Regions from separate parts of the Homo sapiens genome. Here all the other regions are linked to region 1. Evidence: chromatin loops called from intact Hi-C (ENCODE). Cell type or tissue: endothelial cell of umbilical vein. All regions are shown on one strand.

Region 1 (2,500 bases):
TGCAGTGTTTGGGGTGAGAAGTTTTCCTCTCCCTTAGGCCAAGAGAGAGAAGGTCCCCAAAGAATCACTGGTAAGTATTGGAGTGCCCACAATACGAGAAGAATAACGTCTTACTCCCACTCTTTCATCTGCTTAGGCAAGGGCTAACTGATCTGTCTCTGTGCCTACCTGAGCACTGGAAAGAGAATGAAGAGGGCAGGCCTTTCCCTCCTTGAAGCAAAGAATTGCTTGGAAAGTTAGTTGTGAGGTGGGGGAAAGGGGTACCTGAACCATCCAAATCTTTCCAAGCATCACCTCCTCAGGGAAGCCTTGTGTTCCCCCTGTGCAAACTAACTTCCCTTCTTACCTGTTCTCCCGGAACTATTTTTCCTTTAGAACATTTATTTATCTCATCCAGGAGTGCCAAGGGACAGAATACAGTCATGGGTTCTTAGTTTTTGCTTCTGGTTGGGCCAGTAAAGCCCCTTCCTCTTGCCTCTTTTCTGCTTATCACTAGAGACAGAAACAAAAAACCATGGTTTCAGGCTGCTAAAAGCCTAAAGCAAAACAAAACAGAACAGCAACAACAACAAAATAAGGCAGGTTGGACAAGCTTATATAATGTCTTTAAAAAAAAATCCCATCCATTGTATCTCCACCTGGTACAAATTAAGCATTTGTTAAATTTAATCGGAGAAATGAATGAATGGAGAAATGAATGAATCAAAAAAAAGGGAACTCTTGTTTTAACCAACAATTATAATCATATTTAAAAGTACAAATGTATACATGACATAAGCACTAAAATACTGGATAGATATGCACAGAATGTTAACATTGATTTTATTTTAGTGGTGGGATTTCAATTTATTTTTTTCTTTGTAATTTAAGAAATTTCTACAATGATGTTAATTTCTTTTCAAATCAGAAGCAAGAAAACACTACAGAATACACTATGCTAAGTGCATCGTTGTTAAGGAACCAGGTTATGTCTCTGCTACTTACCACCCATGTGACCTGGGGGAAGTCATTGCCTCACTGACTATCAGTTTCCTCATCTGTAAAGTGGGGATAATCAAAGAACTGGGTGGCTGTGAGGATTAAGTGGGAGAATTCACGTAGGGCTTGGTACTGAAAGACTCTGGTCTTTAAATGTCAACTATTATTTTTGCCTTTGGGGAAAACATTTCTTGCCCTTGGCACTGTGATACATTTCTACTGTAAATATGTATGTAAATTCATTTGGTCATAGTGAATACTATTTATTAATAAATGCTAAACCTCAGTTTTGCTTAGAATTTAAAATAATTCAATGCATCACCAACAGGTGGCAGCATATCACAGCTTCTTTACAACAGTTGAGCCCACGGTGTCATTGTACAATTTTCCCTATAAGAACCTGTTTTTAAAGGGAAGAAGCTTTAGAGTTTAAAAGGGAAAAGACCTTAGGGTTAATTTAATTCAACTCCTTCAGTGTACATATATGGAAACCTGGAGATGCGGTAAAAACAAAGAACAGGTCCTGTTCTTCTGCTAGGAAAGGGCAGGGTTGCGGGAAGAGGTGGAGAGAAAAATCCCTGAGTGTACTTCAGGCCTGAATTTGCAGTATTTCTGCAATATACACTTTAATCAAGAAAACTTAGAATACATGGCAGAAAACATTTTCTATGGAAATATCAATTTGGGGAGTGAAGAATATATCTCATTGTCATGCACAGTAGGTGGTTGATGAGCCTCAAAATACGGAGATTCCCCCACCCCACCTCTTTTTTAAAGCTTTTTCCAGCTGACAGAGGCATTGCCCCTTGTCATAGCACTGGATCCTCACAATCAGGGGCAAGGGTTGTCATTGCTATTGTGCCAATGAGGAAATGAAGAAGAAAATGCCTTCATAAACAGGGGACATGAATTCAAATCCAGATTATTTCTTCCTTCCTTCCTTCCTGCATTCATTGAAAACATGCATTTATTAACTTCCTGTTGTGTGCCAGTGCTCTGCTAGCTGTTGGAGATGCATGGCTTATTGGGAATACACCTCCGAAAGGTCACAGTTCTCTGTCCTTAAAGAGTTAGGGTGTCTGAACTGCATGATACCAAATTCCTGTCTCTTTCTACCACACACACACCTGCACAGTCCTCTGCATGCATAGTGGGTACCCAACAAATATCTGCTGTACTGGGCAGTCTGGGCACATCACCAAAGGCCCTTGAGACCACTGAATTGCAATGATGGTATAATGTTTGACTGCAGTAGTCAAATATTACAATAGTCAAACATTACAGGCTCAGAACAACTTTTTAAATGTCTAAGATTTGTTTATATATGTATACTCTCTCCCACTCAGAAAGCACTTAGGGGCTGTAGGATCTTTGCATATTCAATGAAGTTTTTGTGTTTTGAATAATAGCCCCCTGATGTCTTTCAAAATACCTGAGGAAAGCTAAATCCATGCAGCCCTAGTTGGACTGCTAGATGGCAGTAGCAGCACATGCTGTTTTTAGACTCTAGTCATTCAATCTC
Region 2 (2,500 bases), 240 kb after region 1:
CTTTTCTCTACCCATGGAGATACAATGAAAGTCACAAAATCATACAGATGAGAAGGCATTTTGAATTATGGGAAGGGCTTTTGCGAGGAGGGAAGAGATGAGCACGTCAAAACCTTCCCTCTCCCCAACCCTCCTTTACTCCTGATACCATTCCGTGATATTTCTGCTTAGTGGGCATCTCGAATCTATCTGAATGCCTTCTGGGATGAAGAATTCAGACCCTCCGAAGGCAGCCCAGTTCATTTTGCCAGTATGGTTATCAGAAAATTCTTTGTGCTGAGCGAAGTCTGCCTTCTGTGCCTTCCGTGTCTTCTACTACTTCTCAACTGTCATAACTGCCTTCCCACCTGGAACTCACTCTGTGGGTGGGGGAGGAGCATGGTTCCGGTGGCTTCAGGTGGGATGACAGTTATGACACACCACCGTAACCTTAAAAAGTTCACCTTTATAACTTCTTAAGAGCCAGATCATCTAATATGTTCAGACCAGACCACTTCTTGACTATTCAGAGATCACGTAGCTAAAATCAACAACCACAGTGAAGCTACTGCTCTGATCTTGAGTTCTTCTATTTCAGTTCTGTAGGGCACAACAACACATTCCTCACCAGCCACCCCCAGATTTATTTATTTATTTTTTAATTTCTTCTAAAAAAAGGCAGGGGATACATGTGCAGAATGTGCTTTTTTTTGAGACAGGTCTCGCTCTGTCACCCTGGCTGGAGTGCAGTGGTGCAATCGTGGCTCACTGAAACCTCTGCCTTTCAGCTTCAAGCAATTCTCCTGCCTCAGCCTCCTGAGTAGCTGGGACTAAAGGGACGTGCCACCATGCCCGGCTAATTTTTGTATTTTTTGTAGAGATGGGGTTTCACCATGTTGGCCAGGCTGATCTTGAACTCCTGACCTCAAGTGATCTACGGGCCTCAGCCTCCCAAAGTGCTGGGATTACAGGCGTGAGCCACTGCACCTGGCCCACCCCCCCAGATTTCTTCTGTCATTGTCAATTTGCCAAGGGAGTTTCTCTATAAGGCCATGATGCAGGTTGGAGACAAGAGCTTCTTACTGCCTTTCAACTGGTCGAAGGTGTGACCAACTTTGGAGTATCCTTATGGAAGAGGATACAATAAAATTGATTATACAGAATTTTTAAAGAGGGTATTTTGCCAACCTCGAGGTTAAAGAAAAAGAAAAACAAACAAAACAAAAACAGACTCTCCCATGTGGACAGAAGGAAATTTTCTCTGTTTATGCAGGATGGGAAACCTTTCTGCTCTCTCTTTACTGTGTGTCTTTACTATTTCTGCTCTTCTTAGAAATGAGCAACAAGCTATCGGAGCCACTGATTCCTCAAAGACCAAGAGCTGGAGAAAAATAATTTATTTTCATTTATTCCATATCGTTCTATCCATCCACTCTTCTGTTTGACCAACATTTTGAATTGCCTACTATGTGTTTACCAGCAAACAAGGAAGAACCTGGCTTTTGTAATCTATAATCGTACCAAGGCTGAAACCTTACTTTTAAACAAATACCAGAATTTTAAAATTATAACTGAGGTTTGTTTTTTTTTTTTTTTTTTTTTTTTTTTTTTCAGAATAGTCATCTTGGAAAATTATTAGGAATTTATTCCAAGAGGTCCTTTGTTCAACAGTCTTCTGGAAATTCCTTTAGAGACTGGTTCAAAAGCTTCTGAGCTACACCAAAAAAATTAGTCTCATTATTTTCAGAATACCAAAAAAGGGTTTTTCCCAGTTCGATCATCCATTTTCTTTCCCTACCTTGGCTCCAAAATCAAACCCACCCTTGGAGGATGGGAATGTGCTGCCCAGGGATGAGAGGAGCTGGTGAGGGACAGGGGTTTGGCCCAGGGTGAGAGCACTGGACATGCTTTTGACACATCCTTCAAGACAAGTCTTAAAAGTCCTATATGGTTGCCTTTCTAAAAAGTTACAGTGTTTTATAGGTCACTATGTGCTGACCTGCTCAACGTGGTCAAAATGCTTAGAAATGCTGCATAATAAGGCACCCTCTAGTGGAGTCACCTTGTACATTAGCATAATAAGGGTTCTGAGAAGTCTTGCAGTAAAGGAAACTGTTTAAACTTAGTGTTAACCAAACTTATAGGGCCTGCTGCTCTTCTTCATGGAACACCTATTATCGTCCAACAATTTTTGAAACATCCTTAGAGGCAAGTCCTATAAATGCAGATTTTAATGAAGGTCGAGCAGTACAGGAAGAGATTCCCTTCCCACTGACTCACACCTAGCAGACAAGTGTCTGCACAGCCTTCTGCACTCCCCTAGTCTTTACTTAAATGTAACCTCCTCTGAAAGACCTTCCCTGGCCATTCCTCTTTTGTTGCTCTCTGCTACAACTTTGTCACAATCTGATTCTCTGTTTTGTCTGTTTCCCACCGGAATCTATGCTCCATGAGGGCAGCAACTGATTTGCTCCTGTGTTCCCAGTACCTAGCACCACATATGTGACACACAGAAAGTATA
Region 3 (2,500 bases), 340 kb after region 1:
CTTTGCCTCCTGCCGGAGCACCGCGGCGCGCGGCAAGCTGGGGCTTTGCCTCCGAGAGGGGCTTTGCTTTGTCGGGCTCGGCAGCGAGAGCGCCTAGGGCCCAGGAGGCGCGCGCCGGCTGCCCAGCTTCCCCCGACCGGGCCATTGTCTTAGCTCCACACTTGTTGAGTATTTTGGGGAAACCCGAGGAATATATTACTGGCTCAGTGTGCGGAACAAAGGGGCGCGTTTCCGCAGGTCATGCTGAAGTGGCCCCAAAGCAGGCCACTAGAGCCCTGGCCCCTGCAAAACTGTTCTCCCGGGCCCGAGGCACTTCGCGGGGATTTTCCTTTTAAGAGTAAGGGACGGTGGCCCCGCTCGCCGGCCTCTCTTATCCTGGACGTTTCCTACTTCGCCCCAGCACTTGCTGTGAGTCGGTTGTTCCAGTCCTTTCGGAATGATATAATAACAGCAATATTCCTGGTTCTGATCGCGCGCGATCTTATACAAAAGGAGCAGAATCGAACTGCTCCATGGAGCGCGCGTCTCTGCAAGCCAGGAGAAAAGACCCTTTACATAACAAGGGAAACTCAGAAGAAAGGCTAATTGGATTAAATTCTCTGGAAGGGAGGTGAGGGAAGGCTTCTGGACTGGACCACGCCGAGCCGCACTTCCCTTGTCGTCGGTTTTGCAAGTCGGAGTGAAATGTCACCTGGTGCGTCTAGTGTCATTTCTTCACACTGTCGTGTACCAAAACTTTTGATTTTGCGTTCAGGGTGGTGACCTAGGGATGTCTCGGATATACAAAAGGGAGAGAAGTGGATGGGGAAAGGATTTCATTTCAGAACGTCTCTGGAGTGTTTGCAGTTGAGGTGAAGAGGACCCGGTGCCCCCACGAGCACCAGTTGCATCGAGAACAGAAAACGCCACGAATCCACAGCCCCACAGTCCTCCCCAGAAGTACCGAGGGGCCTGGCCCTGTGGAGGAGGCAGCTAAAAGCCCCCCAGCAGGGCCACTGCAGGTTTGGGATGTAGGGAGACCCTATGTCCCTGCGTGGGCCGCTCGAAAATACTTGGCCACAAACTCTGCAGACATGCGTTTAAGTTTGTTAAGGATATTCATTTTTAATGTTAGGGTTCTCAGGAGGTGGTGAGGGCGCAGCGCTTGAGATGAAAAAATGGTGGAAAAGGCGCTTTTCTCTCTCTGGGCTCCCGCTTTACCGCCAGTAGAGACCTCAGCGGGGCCTGCCGTGTCCGGAGAGGCACGCAGGGCAGGCGACGCTTCTCCTTGCCTTCGTTTGTCATCGAGTATAGGAAGGAGAACTTCGGGGCTTAGCCTTTCCCCACTCCCTGGGGGCTCACACCCAGCCAGGGGAGTGCAATCAGGCGGGGCCTTGACTCTAGGAATCAGAGATCGACAACTACCCTAAAACACAGAATATCCCCCTGGCAAGAGCAGTCCGGTGTCCGGGCCACCAGGGCTGCAGCGGAAACCTGGAGAGGCCTTAAATATTTCTGCAGGGACCGAGGAAAGACCTTCTGGGGCAATGCCCCGATGACCCCAGCCCCCACCCCACTTCCATATCCAGCCTGCCTAGGGGTGGAGTTGGGGAGACATTCGTGCGGCATTTGTTTATTTGCTCAAGGAAAGGACGTGCATGCTCAGGGGACGGCCGGGGCTGGAAGGCACTTGTTGCTCCGCGCTGCAATGCTCAGCAGCTTATGCTTGCAGGCATTCTCTCAAACCTCGCCACGGCCCAGGCTGAGTCCACTGCCCTATTTCTGCCTCTCCCCAAACTCATCACCCTAAGAAATTCTGAGGCTGCAGGGGGCCAAAATGAAAATAGCCGGGTTGCAAGAATGAGCCTAGGGGAGGGGGTGAACTGTAAGAGAACTTCCACCTGCAAGGGACTTAGGGAGCGTTAACAGATCTAGAAGTGTGACGGCTCTTCAAAGGTGCTAGGAGTGGGAGGTGGCGAAAACTACTGGAGGAAGAACCGAGATACCGGGTGTTTTCGTTGTGAAAGATTCCTTGGCCTCCTTTTTTCGTTGTTAAGGACCGCCGCACCCCCAAAACTGACGCCCAGCAGCTCTTGAACTGCAGAGCAGTTTGCAGACCCCAACGCCGAGTTTAGCGGGCCAGTCTGCGTCCTGCCCTCCCTCCAGCAAGGTCACAGCTCCCTAGTGGAGCCCGGCGTTGGGTGCCCCTTCCTGGCAGAAAAGCTAAAAGCCCGACCCCACAGCCCAGGACTCCCACCTCCCGTTTCTGCGGATTCCCCCGGACCACCGGGTTCGCCGCCGCCACTCCCTCCAGCTGCGCGTCTCTACCAGCCGGAGCCTCGGTCCCCACCTCCCAGGCGCAGTGCGAAGCCGTCACCCTCCCCCGCCTCGGGGCGTTCCGCTCGGCTTCCCGGCCCTGGCCGCCAGACCCCGAGCGCACCGCTATTCCGAGGCCCCCATACCCTAGGAGGACCTGGGTCCGGGAGGGGGCGGTCGGCTGGCAAAGTTTCTGCAAGTGGCA

Evidence for each region. Hi-C counts contacts between places; a loop is a spot of excess contacts. Peaks named below come from ENCODE experiments on the same cell type or tissue, not always from the same donor. Only the 100,000 strongest peaks of a DNase experiment are listed, where the experiment ranks them.
Region 2: it touches region 1 in a loop (12-fold over the local background); 14 of 110 quality-filtered maps call a loop at or near these places.
Region 3: a loop joins it to region 1, with 2.5 times the contacts of the local background. A loop is called at or near these places in 3 of 110 quality-filtered maps.

Annotation. Positions count from the first base shown.
Region 1 is chr12:106,918,916-106,921,415 of GRCh38, reverse strand. No RefSeq gene overlaps it. Among named protein-coding and RNA genes, the nearest start is that of TMEM263-DT, 35 kb to the left of the region's middle. In endothelial cell of umbilical vein, CTCF peaks have their summits at 1,307 (motif pointing right) and 2,446; DNase peaks (open chromatin) are centred at 1,315 and 2,455; H3K27me3 peaks cover 459 bases.
Region 2 is chr12:106,682,557-106,685,056 of GRCh38, reverse strand. The region is part of intron 5 of RFX4 (regulatory factor X4); the gene reads right to left. All of the region lies in intron 1 of LOC100287944 (a long non-coding RNA gene), which reads left to right. It overlaps LOC100505978 (a long non-coding RNA gene), which reads left to right and starts at 357. Exons shown (of 4, transcript NR_038912.1): 1 at 357-397; 2 at 1,313-1,555. In endothelial cell of umbilical vein, no CTCF peak of the experiment used is centred here; no DNase peak of the experiment used is centred here.
Region 3 is chr12:106,583,676-106,586,175 of GRCh38, reverse strand. All of the region lies in intron 1 of RFX4 (regulatory factor X4), which reads right to left. All of the region lies in intron 1 of LOC100287944 (a long non-coding RNA gene), which reads left to right. Among named protein-coding and RNA genes, the nearest start is that of RFX4, 1.9 kb to the right of the region's middle. RefSeq lists enhancers at 1-383, 2,138-2,500. In endothelial cell of umbilical vein, no CTCF peak of the experiment used is centred here; no DNase peak of the experiment used is centred here; H3K27me3 peaks cover 2,224 bases.